Linked DNA regions of Homo sapiens: region 2 is linked to region 1. A link is a contact called in ENCODE Hi-C data. All regions are on one chromosome and are shown on one strand. Each heading gives the region's core, a stretch centred on a gene start or an enhancer-like site at or near the end of the contact. The rest is flanking DNA. Distances are from core to core; before and after follow the strand shown. Region 1 overlaps CFAP20DC-DT (CFAP20DC divergent transcript). Region 2 overlaps LOC105377114 (a long non-coding RNA gene).

Region 1 (5,755 bases), core at 1,645-4,144:
AAGAACTAGAACCCTCAAAAATACATGAAATGAGCTACGTATATCATTAAACATGGGGCATGGGTCTGTCTGTTCTGAGTGTGCATAAAATCACAAATTTTTCATTGAGACGTAAATATTTAAAAACAGACAAAAAAAGTGACCGTGAGTGCCAGGAGAGTTTGGCTAGGAGTGCGAGGTGAGGAGGGGCAAGTGGTGAATGAGAGCGTGCTGGATTCTGTGGTCCCAGGCAGGCTCTGTGAGGTGTGGGTGTGCATGAGAACAGTGTTTTATTTTTAAAGATACTTCCTCAAGAGATTGTTCATTAGGGAGTCCAACCTTTTCCTTGCTGTTCTCTGCTGCAAACATGACCTGATTCTGGAGATGGAGTTTGGAGGGATGTTAAAATCTAAGAGTCAGTGGAGTTGAAGAAGGCAGGAGTTGGGGGGTACAAAAATGTCCCACAGGCCTTATGGTTGATGAGTGAGTCTACATAGTTGTGGTTGGTCTTCTGGGCAGACAAACTGGTGTTGGTAATGGTTTTCATTCCAATGGCTCTGAAGGAGTGATTCTTGGTATACAGTACACTGATGTGCATTTGAATTGTGGTCTGTTTCTGCCACCAGAGCATCGCCACTTGTGATTGGTCCAGAGACTAAGGCAGTTAGGGAACACTGAGCCTGGATCTACCCAAATTCCTCAGGTAGGAGGTGGGGTTGCCATTTTCTAACTCTGAACAATCACATGCCTCTGCATGATACTGATGATAAGCATCTACTTGGACAAGGCTACCAGATTTAAAAATCTTTGTTGGTAGGTAGATAGGCAGGTAGATGTCTTAGTTTGTTTTTTAATGCTATAGCAGAATACCTGAGGCTACATAATTTATGAAGGGAAAAGGTTTATTTGGCTCACAATTCTGGAGGCTGGAAGTTCAAGATTTGGCAGCTACATCTGGTGAGGGCCTCAGGCTGCTTCAACTCATGGCAGAAACTGTGCAAAGAGATCACACAGCGAGAGAGAAAAACCAGGGAAGCCAGACTCTTTGTAACAACCCACTCTCCTGGGAACTAATCCATTACTAAGAACTCATTTAGCTCCTGGGAGGGCATTAATTTATTCATAAGGGCTCCACCTCCATGACCCAGACACCTCCCATTAGGCCCCCACCTGCCAACACTGCCACATTAGGGATCAAATTTCAACATGAGTTTTGGTAGCGCAAACCATACCAAGATAGACATACAGGCTGACTGATAGATGGCTGGCTGGATGGGATGGATTAGCAGGTGGATATAACTATGCAGAGAGATGTAATAGAAAAAAGAACACTTTATAAGGAGTACAATGAGGGGAATATGTTCTTTTACGACCCTTGTTTGCAACTTATTAAAAGTCAACATGCTGGTTGGGTGGTGTTTTATAATTGCAAAGCAGAAGGTCTAAATAAATAGGAAGTTCTACCAAAGATTTAATTAACCTAACCTGTAAAACCTCTTTAATTGATCTGTATAATCAACAAATGATTAATACATCATTTAGAATGAGGTGTCACAAAGGGGAGGCTGATAAACTTAAAACCCCTTTGTCTAGGCTTAAGAGAATTTCTCAAGAAGCAAGAGAGCTCATTTCTCCTGTGATAACACTATTTCTCTCCACTTATAAAATGACATCAGCTGCATAATGAGCAGATTAGGCACAGAATCACCAACATAGTACTGCACCTGCTAATGCAATTAGCCCCGTGTGCTTTCCTCCTGGGAGAAGCAGACACAGGTTATACGCAGAATGCAAGGGCAGCACCTGAACTAAGTGGGCTGCTTTGTCCATAACAACATGTATGTGGTTTGGCTGATTTTAGAGAGCATGAAGGAAGGGGAAGAATGGTTATGATTCTCTCCCCAGAACCAGTAGTCCTTTCTTCATGTCTGTATAGACATGCATAATATGTCAACCTGAACACCTTCCTTTTGTGTGAAACACATCTCTCCTGCTTCTTTAGGGGGTCGTTTTTTCCGTACTCCAACTACATGATTCTCATAAGGGCTTCTAAACACAGTACCCACTCTCAGGAATGGGCACAAGATTCAAGCGGGCCAATCATAGTAGGCCCAGGCCATGAGTCAAGCCAATTAGAATTCTTCTCAGGAAATTTTTAAGAGGGTGTCACTTTTTTTCTTTAGTTGTATAGCTATGAGGATTGGCTATTTGGGAGAACAAAGCCAGCTTGCAGAAAGGAACATGTGATGGTGATACTGAATGTTAACTTGGTTGCATTGAAGGATGCAAAGTATTGTTCATGGGTGTGTCTGTGAGGTTATTGCCAAAGGAGATTAACATTTGAGTCAGTGGACTGGGAAAGGCAGACCCATGCTCAATCTGGGTGGGCACCATCTAATCAGCTGCCAGAGAAGCCAGAATAAAAGCAGGCAGAAGAACATGGAAAGACTAGACTGGCTTAGTCTCCCAACCTACATTTTTCTCCTGTGCTGGATGCTCCCTGCCCTCGAACATCGGACTCCAAATTCTTCAGCTTTGGTACTTTTCCGCTTACACAAGTGGTTTGCCAGGGGCTCTCAGGCCTTTGGCCACAGACTGAAGGCTGCACTGTCAGCTTCCCTACTTTTGAGGTTTTGGGACTCAGACTGGCTTTCTTACTCCTCAGCTTGCAGATGGCCTATTGTGGGACCTCACCTTGTGATCATGTGAGTCGATACTCCTTAATAAACTCCCCTTTTTGTAAACATCTATCCTATTAGTTCTGTCCCTGTAAAGAACCCTAATAGAGAATAGAAGTAAGAAACAGCTAGAAAAAGAGGAGTCCAGAGTCCAGATAATACTTAAATCATCAAATCTCCCCGGCTTCCCTGATCCTTTCCTTTCTGAGACTTGGCTGCTCAGCATGTCCAGACCTGTGCACTTCTTCCGGCATTCTTTCAGTAAGTACTTAACGTTCTCAGGCTGTCTGATCTAGGTTTTTGTCATTGGCAAAGAAATGAGTCCTAAATAGCTTTTCTTCTTTCACACTCACTTACCTAATGAGTAACTGAGTAGGTAATGAATACCTACTTACAAATGCATAAGGCCTCACATTTGCCCTAAAGGACCTGATGCTTTGCGGGGGAGACTGAAAGAGACAACAGTGGCATAGTTTGGTTAGGAGGATGATGTGACATGAAAACATTTGTCAAAACATGAAAACCCAGTTTGGGTTGTGATACATTAAGTTTTCTTTCTTTCTTTCTTTTACTTTAAGTTCTGAGATACATGTGCAGAACGTGCAGTTTTGTTACGTAAGTATACAAGTGCCATGGTGGTTTGCTGCACCTGTCAACCCGTCATCTAGGCTTTAAGCCCTGCATGCATTAGGTGTTTGTCCTAATGCTCTCCCTCCCCTTGCGCCCCCACCCCCTGACAGGCCCCAGTGTGTGATGTTCCCCTCCCTGTGTCCATGCGTTCTCATTGTTCAACTCCCACTTATGAGTGAGAACATGTGGTGTTTGGTTTTCTTTTCCTGTGTTAGTTGGCTTAGGATGATGGCTTCCAGCTTCATCCATGTCCCTGCAAAGGACATGATCTCATTCTTTGTTATGGCTGCACAGTATTCCATAGTGTATATGTGCCACATTTTCTGTATCCAGTCTATCTCTGATGGGCATTTGGGTTGGTTCCAAGTATTTGCTATTGTAAATAGTGCTGCAATAAACATGTGTACATGTGTCTTTACAGTAGAATGATTTCTAATCCTTTGAGTATATACCCAGTAATGGGATGGCTGCTTCAAATGGTATTTCTGGTTCTAGATCCTTTAGGAATTGTCACACTGTCTTCCACAATGGTTGAACTAATTTACAGTCCCACCAACAGTGTAAAAGCATTCCTATTTGTCCACAGCCTCGTCAGCATCTGTTGTTTCCTGACTTTTAAATAATCACCATTCTAACTGGCATGAGATGGTATCCCGTTGTGGTTTTGATTTGCATTTCTCTAATGACCAGTGATAACACTAAGTTTTCTTAAAATGATTCTTAGGTTAAATACTTTCCTTGTATTCTACCATGTGAATTGGTGTTTTTTATTAAAATATTTTAAATTTTTTAAAGCTTTTTCAGTCAAACAAGTATGGAAAATGTCAAATTAAACCAAAATAAGTAGAATTCTTTGCTGCAGAACTTGTTGCTGATGCACTTTGGAGTATCATAGAGACAAATTGAGTATGCAGGGATTCCCAAAGTTCCTGAAGCAAATGCATTTTTCTTGGAATGTCTGATCAAATTTCAGAGAAGCAGTGTTGACTTGAACACAGTTTGGGATCTCCATTCGATCATTATGAGCTCCCCAGTACTTCCTGAAAGAATGTTGGGGGAAGCGCACCAGTCTGGACATGCTGAGCAGCCAAGTCTCAGAAAGGCAAGGATCAGGGAAGCTGGGGAGGTTTGATGACTGAAATGTTATCTGGACTCTAGACTCCTCTTTTTCTAGCTGTTTCTTACTTCTATATTAGGGTTCTTTAGAGGGACAGAACTCATAGGAGAAAGGTATATATAAGCTCTCTACTCGATGATTATGAGCTTCTCAGTTGGTGTAGGCTAAGATCCTGGCAGAGGTAGGCATGGGAGAAGCTCTGGATTAGTTGAATCCCAAGGCATCATCCTCTCTCTGCTACCATTGTGGGAAGGGTACCAGAGCAAATCTTCCTTCTTGCTGGGATTAAGCAGCATGCTAAGCCCTCAAAAGGAGTTCCTATATTACAATATGAAGAGCTGTTTTACTTTCTTTACGCCTAAGGTGGCACTACACGATGAGCAATAGATGTCATCTATATGGATGTTTAGAGGCATGAACCATAGAGGAAGATGGCAAAAGCTCCCACTCTTCTTTACCTCCTTTGAACCTTAAAAAAATTCCATAGAAGTTTGCATTACGATTTTCCCCTTTTCATTGCAAATACTTTTATAACAAGATATTGCTTCAACTACAGCACACTGCTGGGAAAAAACTGCAGATGGGAAGGCTGAGGCTAAATGCCACTGACAGGCAGGGGAGCTTCCTGTTGGCTCCAACATTTAGCTCTGATGGTTCGATGGACATTTGAGAATTGGAATTTATGAAGTAGAGGAATTTCTGCATATTCACCTTGATACTGTAGCATCAGAAGGTCACCAGAATGCAGCCCCCACTTTTAAGGAAGTGGAAGATGAAGGTTTCCATTTATACTCTGGTTCATTGTCTCAATTTGGTACATTTTTATGCTTTTGCTACTTATTGATTTGAGCAACTGAATTACTCTTTGGCAAACAGGGCTGCATTAATGCGTTAAAAGCTCATTATGAGGATAATGGACACAAAGTAAAAAGGAATCAAATGATGTGAGTGTTAAAGGTTTTTCCCTAGACAGCTGAGAATAAATTGAAAACAAATTCAATTAAAATAACATTCAGCCTTTTTTATTTCTTCCATGGAGTGCTTCCTCTGAAGGAGGTGCCTAAAGCTAACATGCTGCTTTGAAGGGCTACCCCGTCCTGCACCAGACAGACGTGGGAAGACCAATGCAGAACGTGTGTCCATGATGGGCTGATTTAGGAAGCTGTTCTCTAAAGCCACACGTTTCTGCCTCCTGCAGATATCTCTATGTCTGTTTGCCATATCCCTTTCTGCTTTCTTTTGGTTAAAAATCAGAAGACCCCTCAAAGCAAGGCAAGCTTCCCATCATGTAATAACCTTCCCGCATCTCAGCCTTATGCCCCAAGCTGAAATCTGGGTCTATCCTTACCCC
Region 2 (5,499 bases), core at 2,768-5,267, 1.8 Mb after region 1:
GCACTGCTTTTGCTGTGACCTATAAATTTTGATATGTTGTATTTTCATTAAGTTCAGTGTATTTTTTTATTTCCCTTGAGACATCCTCTTCGACCCAAAGATGATTTAGAAATATGTTGTTTATTTCCCAAAGTGTTCGGAGATTTTTCTGTTATCTTTCTCATATTGGTCTGATTCTACCGTGGTCAAAGATCACCTTCCACATGGTTTCAGTTCTTTAAAATTTGTTGAGGTTTGCTTTGTGGTTCATGATGTGGTTTGTCTTAGTATGTGTACTGTGGGCACTTGAAAGGAATGTGTATTCTGCTGTTGCTGGGTACAGTGTTCTATAAATGTCTGTTAGATTCTGTTAGTGGGTGGTGTTAAGAGTTCTTCTATATCTTTCTGATTTTCTGTCGAGTTATTCTATCATTTGAGAGAGCGGTGTTGGCATTTTCAACGTAATTGTGGATTTGTCTATTTTATCTTTTAGCTCTATCATTTTTGCTTTACATATTTTGCAGCCCTGTCATTTGGCATCTCCATTACAGCCTGGCAAAGACAGGACCCAAGGCTTCCCACTCAAGCTTTGCTGGTGGGAGTAGGGGTAGAAATGGGACAATAATTTTTCTATGGGATTTGGCTACTGTCACAGTTATTTTCTAAAGTTTTCTGTCTTGCAAGGCTGCCCATTTCCAGGTCCTTTGATTCAAGAGAGCAGGCTCTTTTTGGGGCTTGTTTATCTTCACCCATTGTCAGCTTTGGGTTGCCAGTTTCTCCAGTATCCAGTCTCACATATATGAAGCAAAAAGGAAACCTGGGAGACCCACCACCATCATTTGCATCCTGATGTCCGTAGCCAGTCTGCCTTCTTTTCTCTACCTTTCAGTCTTCTTATGTGTTTTAAATATAATGTACAGGACTTTTAGTTCTACTTAGCAGAAAAAATATGGTAAAGTGTGTCTATTCCATCTTCCTAGAAGCAGACGTCTTTATGTCAGGCAGTTTTACAAAGAAAATTTAATACAGGGAACTAGTTACAAAAGGTTGGATGAACAGAAAAGCCAAATGGCACAGCGAGGCAAAGCAAAAATTTAATAGCAGAAAGTGGCTATTACCGTAGGATCAGGGCAGACAAAGAGTGAGTGTCGTTAACAGACCCCAGAAGCTAGAGCCGCCCAATGAGAGATTGGACCAAAGAGGGAGGAACCGTACCACTGAGAGTTTGAATCATGAAGGACAGGCAGCCAATAATGGACTCCTACCCCTTTTCCCACCGCAGGTAGAAAGAAAGAGAAAAAAAAATACCCGGTTTCTCCTCTCCTCTCTCCCTTCAGTTGCCTTCCAGTGCCTTTCAATGGCCAAACCAGTCAAAAGTCACTTGGCAAGGGAGTCAGGGAAATGCCATTGGCAGGGCCCAGCTTCCTGGCCACCAAGCAGAGCAGGGGGAAGTGGGGAACAGGTCTGAGTGGAAACAGGCAGATGATGGGCACAGGATTAATAGTTATTTTAGAGTTGCTGTGGATTTGGAGTCAGAAATCCCTAACAAAACATGGGATAACAGCACAAATATAGTAAAAATGTCAGAGGCCACAGGAAAATAACATTATTGGGTGTCCCAGTGGGTGTTTGGAATAAAAGATCAGCCTGCCACACTCCAAAATACCCAAGTAATTTTCCTAAAATCCATCCACTTTCCTCTAGCTATAACTATCTAGTTTGAAAGATAATAAGCCCAAAATGTTTGTTCTTGTAACTGTACTCTTTAGACACCAATGTTCTCATAATTGAGGGAAAAATAATCCTAAATGTATTAGGTGTGTTTTCCTCAGTAATTCTTCTTCATGGGGATGGATTCTTTGTGATGTGTCTTCATTCATCAGTGAAAGCAATTGCCTGCACAGTCGTTTCCATGTACAGTACTCAGGTGATCTGAGTAGAAGTTGGCTGTGCTTCCTCTTTTAGATGGAGAAACAAACTTGAATAGCCCACTACAAGCTGGGTGCGGTGGCTCACACCTGTAATCTCAGCGCTTTGGGATGCCAAGGCAGGAGGATTGCCTGAAGGAAGGAGACCTGCCTGGGAAACATAGTGAGACTCCATCTCTAAAAAATATTGTTTTTTAAAAAAATTAGCTGGGTGCTAATTAATTAGGTGGTGTGCAAGCCTGTAGTCCCAGCTATGTGGGAGACTGAGGCACGTGGATTCCTTGAGCCCAGGAGGGTGACACTGCAATGATCTATGATCACACTGCTACCCTCCAACCTGGGTGAAAAAAAGAGCACTACAAAAATGTTATTTGAACAGGGGAAAAGGTCAACACTACTACAAATAGATGTTCCATGCCTAGAAGTCCCATGAATAGATGAATGCACAGAGAAGATCAACAGGCTTCAGAGGAACACTACACTGCATCAATGATGCTAATTTGGTGGCAACCCATGTGAAATTTCTGATACATTGGAAAGGGGCTGGCAGAAAGTTTCAGTTGGCAGACTCTGTGAAATTAACAACAAAGAATGATGAATGGAAGAACTTAAGTATTTTAAAGAATGCTTTCAAAGAATCCATTTTAATAAACAATCACTGTATTCATCAAAATTCTTATCCTTTTACTGTATTTTGGAAACCTATTTTTAAACCTGAGAGGATTAAATCAATATTTCTATAAAAATATTTTATAACTCAGCTTTGTTAGTATACTTCTCTCAATGGTATAGGAAGTTAGCTCTACACCGTATGAAGGAGTTTATGTACAAGACAAATGAAGCTATGTCTACTCTCTAAAGTGAATAACTTCTTTGATTGACAGTTTTTTCCTAATTAGCACAGCAAACTATAGCTGACCGTACTAGTGTCGGAAGCCCAGCACAATAAATTATCCTTCAATTGTCATTCAAAACAAAGTTCAAGAAAGAACTAAACATCAGGCAGCAGGGAAAAAACACACAGAGTACGCATGGTTTATTAATAATGTACGAGGATGGCCAGCACAGTACTTGAATGAGATGGGGGTGACAAAAGTCAATTAAAATCTTGAGACGGTTTTTTTGAGATATGGAATATTAATTAGAGAAAGCAACTGCAGAATTGCCTGGCAGAACCAGGCACACATTTGAAATCTTGTTTGTAGTTCAAGAAGCCATTTTTTAAAGAGTCCTTGAGAGACTGAAAAGATGCATCTAGAAAAAAAGCAATTAAAATAATTCGGAGCTGGAAGACGTTAGGTCAACTTGGCATGTGTAATGCAAAAGGATACAGTGGTCAGCACGGCGCTGCAGGAAACCTACTAGGACAGCTACTTCCGTGGGACTCTTTAGTGTTTTTATTTATATTTTTTTCTGACAAAGACCACTTTAAAAACACAAATGGGAGAAAGGCAGTTACAAGTGTGTAGTGTTGTGAACTATTATGAATCGCCTATTTCAAGCATAAGTGAAAGAAAAGCCATTTCTGCTCTGGTTAAACAAATCATATTTGTCTACAATAGGATTAGAGATGCAACAGACTGGAGAGTTTGGCTCTGTTTCTGGGACAGGGGAGATATCCATCTACCCTGAAAAAAAAAAATAACTAACATCTTTTGAGAGCCTTGTGTACCAGACACTATATAGTATGCTTTCTAATGGTTTATTTCCTACAGAAAGTATGCTACATGAAGGCAGGGAAATTTGCTGGTTTTGAACTATCATATCCTCCATGGCTGGCACATAGTAGGCACTCAACAAATATTTTACCAATGAAGGGTGCTTCTCTAATGGTTGGATTTGTTATGCCTGTTTTCCTCTTATAATGAAATATGATAAAAATTGGGGTTTACTTCCTCTTAGTGTTCATGCTCTTGTGCCCTTGAGGGCAAACTAGACCTAGTGGCCCACTTCTAATGAATAAAATATATGAAAATGATGGAATGTCACCACTGAGATTAGGTTAAAAAATGACTGGGAGTTCTGCCTGGCTGTCTGTTGCTCTCCCACTTGCTCTTTCTGATGGAAGCCAGCTGCCCTATGAAGAGGCTCATGTGCCAGGAAACTGAAAGAGGCCTCTGGCCAACAGCCAGTGAGGAACTGAGAGTCTCAGTCTGACGGCCCATGAGGAACTGGACCCTGACAACAACCATGCGAGAGAGGTCAGAAGACTCTCCAGCCCCAGTTGAACCTTGAGATTACTACAGCCCTGGCCATGTAATCTTGTGAGAGATCCTAAGCCAGAATTACCCATCCAATCTGTTCCTAGATTTCAGACACACAGAAACTATGAGATAATAAATATTTGTTGTTTTAAACTGCTAAACTTGAGGGTAATTTGTCATACAGCCAGAGATAACTAATATATACATCTACGTAAAAGTGTTTATTTTTAAGTTGTTGGGGTATTCTTTTTTCAAATGGCATTGTAATTTTCTACTTTCTGCTCTTACAGCATGTACTAGTGTTTTTCAAAAAATAACCCTGGTTTGGCAGTGTGGTAACAGCTGCTTCTTCCATGTCTAATGGATGGCAGTAACGTTTCAACTGAAAATTTATTTTCTCATTCTAAAGTGTTACCTTAGCATATTGACAGTAGGAGCCTTACACAGTTCCAGGAAAATCATAATTAAGTCAAAGTTCTAAAAAATACTTTAAAATCCATTAGATTTATTCAACACAGCATTCTACATGTCATAATGACACTAAGTGCTAAAATTAATCTCTAGACACCTTCCTATTGAAGTTAAATGGGCTCTCTTTATCTAGTTCCTTCTACAGCTCATGACATCTATATGTTGGGTTTTTATAATATATAGTAGCCAGACAAATAGCCATACAAATGAGTCCTGTGAATTCACACTAATTCATCATTTTGATCAAAACACAGTTAACCACTGGTTATCTGGCCCCCAAATTCCAGTGATATCTATACATTATACCTTATTTTTGCACTACCAATGTATAAACTCTTAAATTCTGTAAGATACATCTAATGCTATCGTGCAGCCAAAATAACTTATTCTTTGAAAGTTGAAGGGTCTTATGAGTTACCATTATGTATAGCAAGTATTATTCTAATCAATTAATGTGGACTTCTTATCATGTAGCTTTATCCTGGCCCTTTTTCTTGTCTTCCCCTAGACTGTAGGTCTTCTGTTCTACCACTGAAGAGGACCTGACATACAATGAATACTCAGATATATATATCTAATAAACTAATACATAAATTCTATGCTTGTTTTTTCATTCAAAGATACTTTAGCATGGTCCTAGCCCTCAAAGATGGATAAAGGAGAGGAAGAAATACACACATAATCATAATGGAAGACAGTAATAGTAATCATAATTACTTAAGAAAGTATGTCAAATGATACTGGGTATTTATTTTTAAATATGCAGATCCCTGGGCCCCAGCCTTCAACTGAACGTTTAATGTAACATTAAATGCTTACATTTAACTTGGCTTAAGAACCATGGACTAGATCAGAGGTTGGCAAACTTTTTCTATAAATGTCTAGGTAGAAAATGTTTTGGGCTTTGCAGACCAACA

The links. Hi-C counts contacts between places; a loop is a spot of excess contacts on that map. Pooled maps may share reads with other maps.
Region 2: a loop to region 1 is called in a map with no recorded cell type, with 15 times the contacts of the local background. The contact joins two enhancer-like sites. A Hi-C loop is called at or near these places in 3 of 37 single-sample maps with no recorded cell type and 3 of 50 pooled maps.

The regions. Positions count from the first base shown.
Region 1 is chr3:59,563,642-59,569,396 of GRCh38, forward strand. The region is part of intron 6 of CFAP20DC-DT (CFAP20DC divergent transcript); the gene reads left to right. Among named protein-coding and RNA genes, the nearest start is that of CFAP20DC-DT, 480 kb to the left of the region's middle. Within about 2 kb of position 2,895, at least 3 of the 41 ENCODE cell types and tissues checked have a DNase peak (open chromatin) inside an H3K27ac peak, as active enhancers do.
Region 2 is chr3:61,354,579-61,360,077 of GRCh38, forward strand. All of the region lies in intron 3 of LOC105377114 (a long non-coding RNA gene), which reads right to left. Among named protein-coding and RNA genes, the nearest start is that of FHIT, 110 kb to the left of the region's middle. Within about 2 kb of position 4,018, at least 2 of the 41 ENCODE cell types and tissues checked have a DNase peak (open chromatin) inside an H3K27ac peak, as active enhancers do.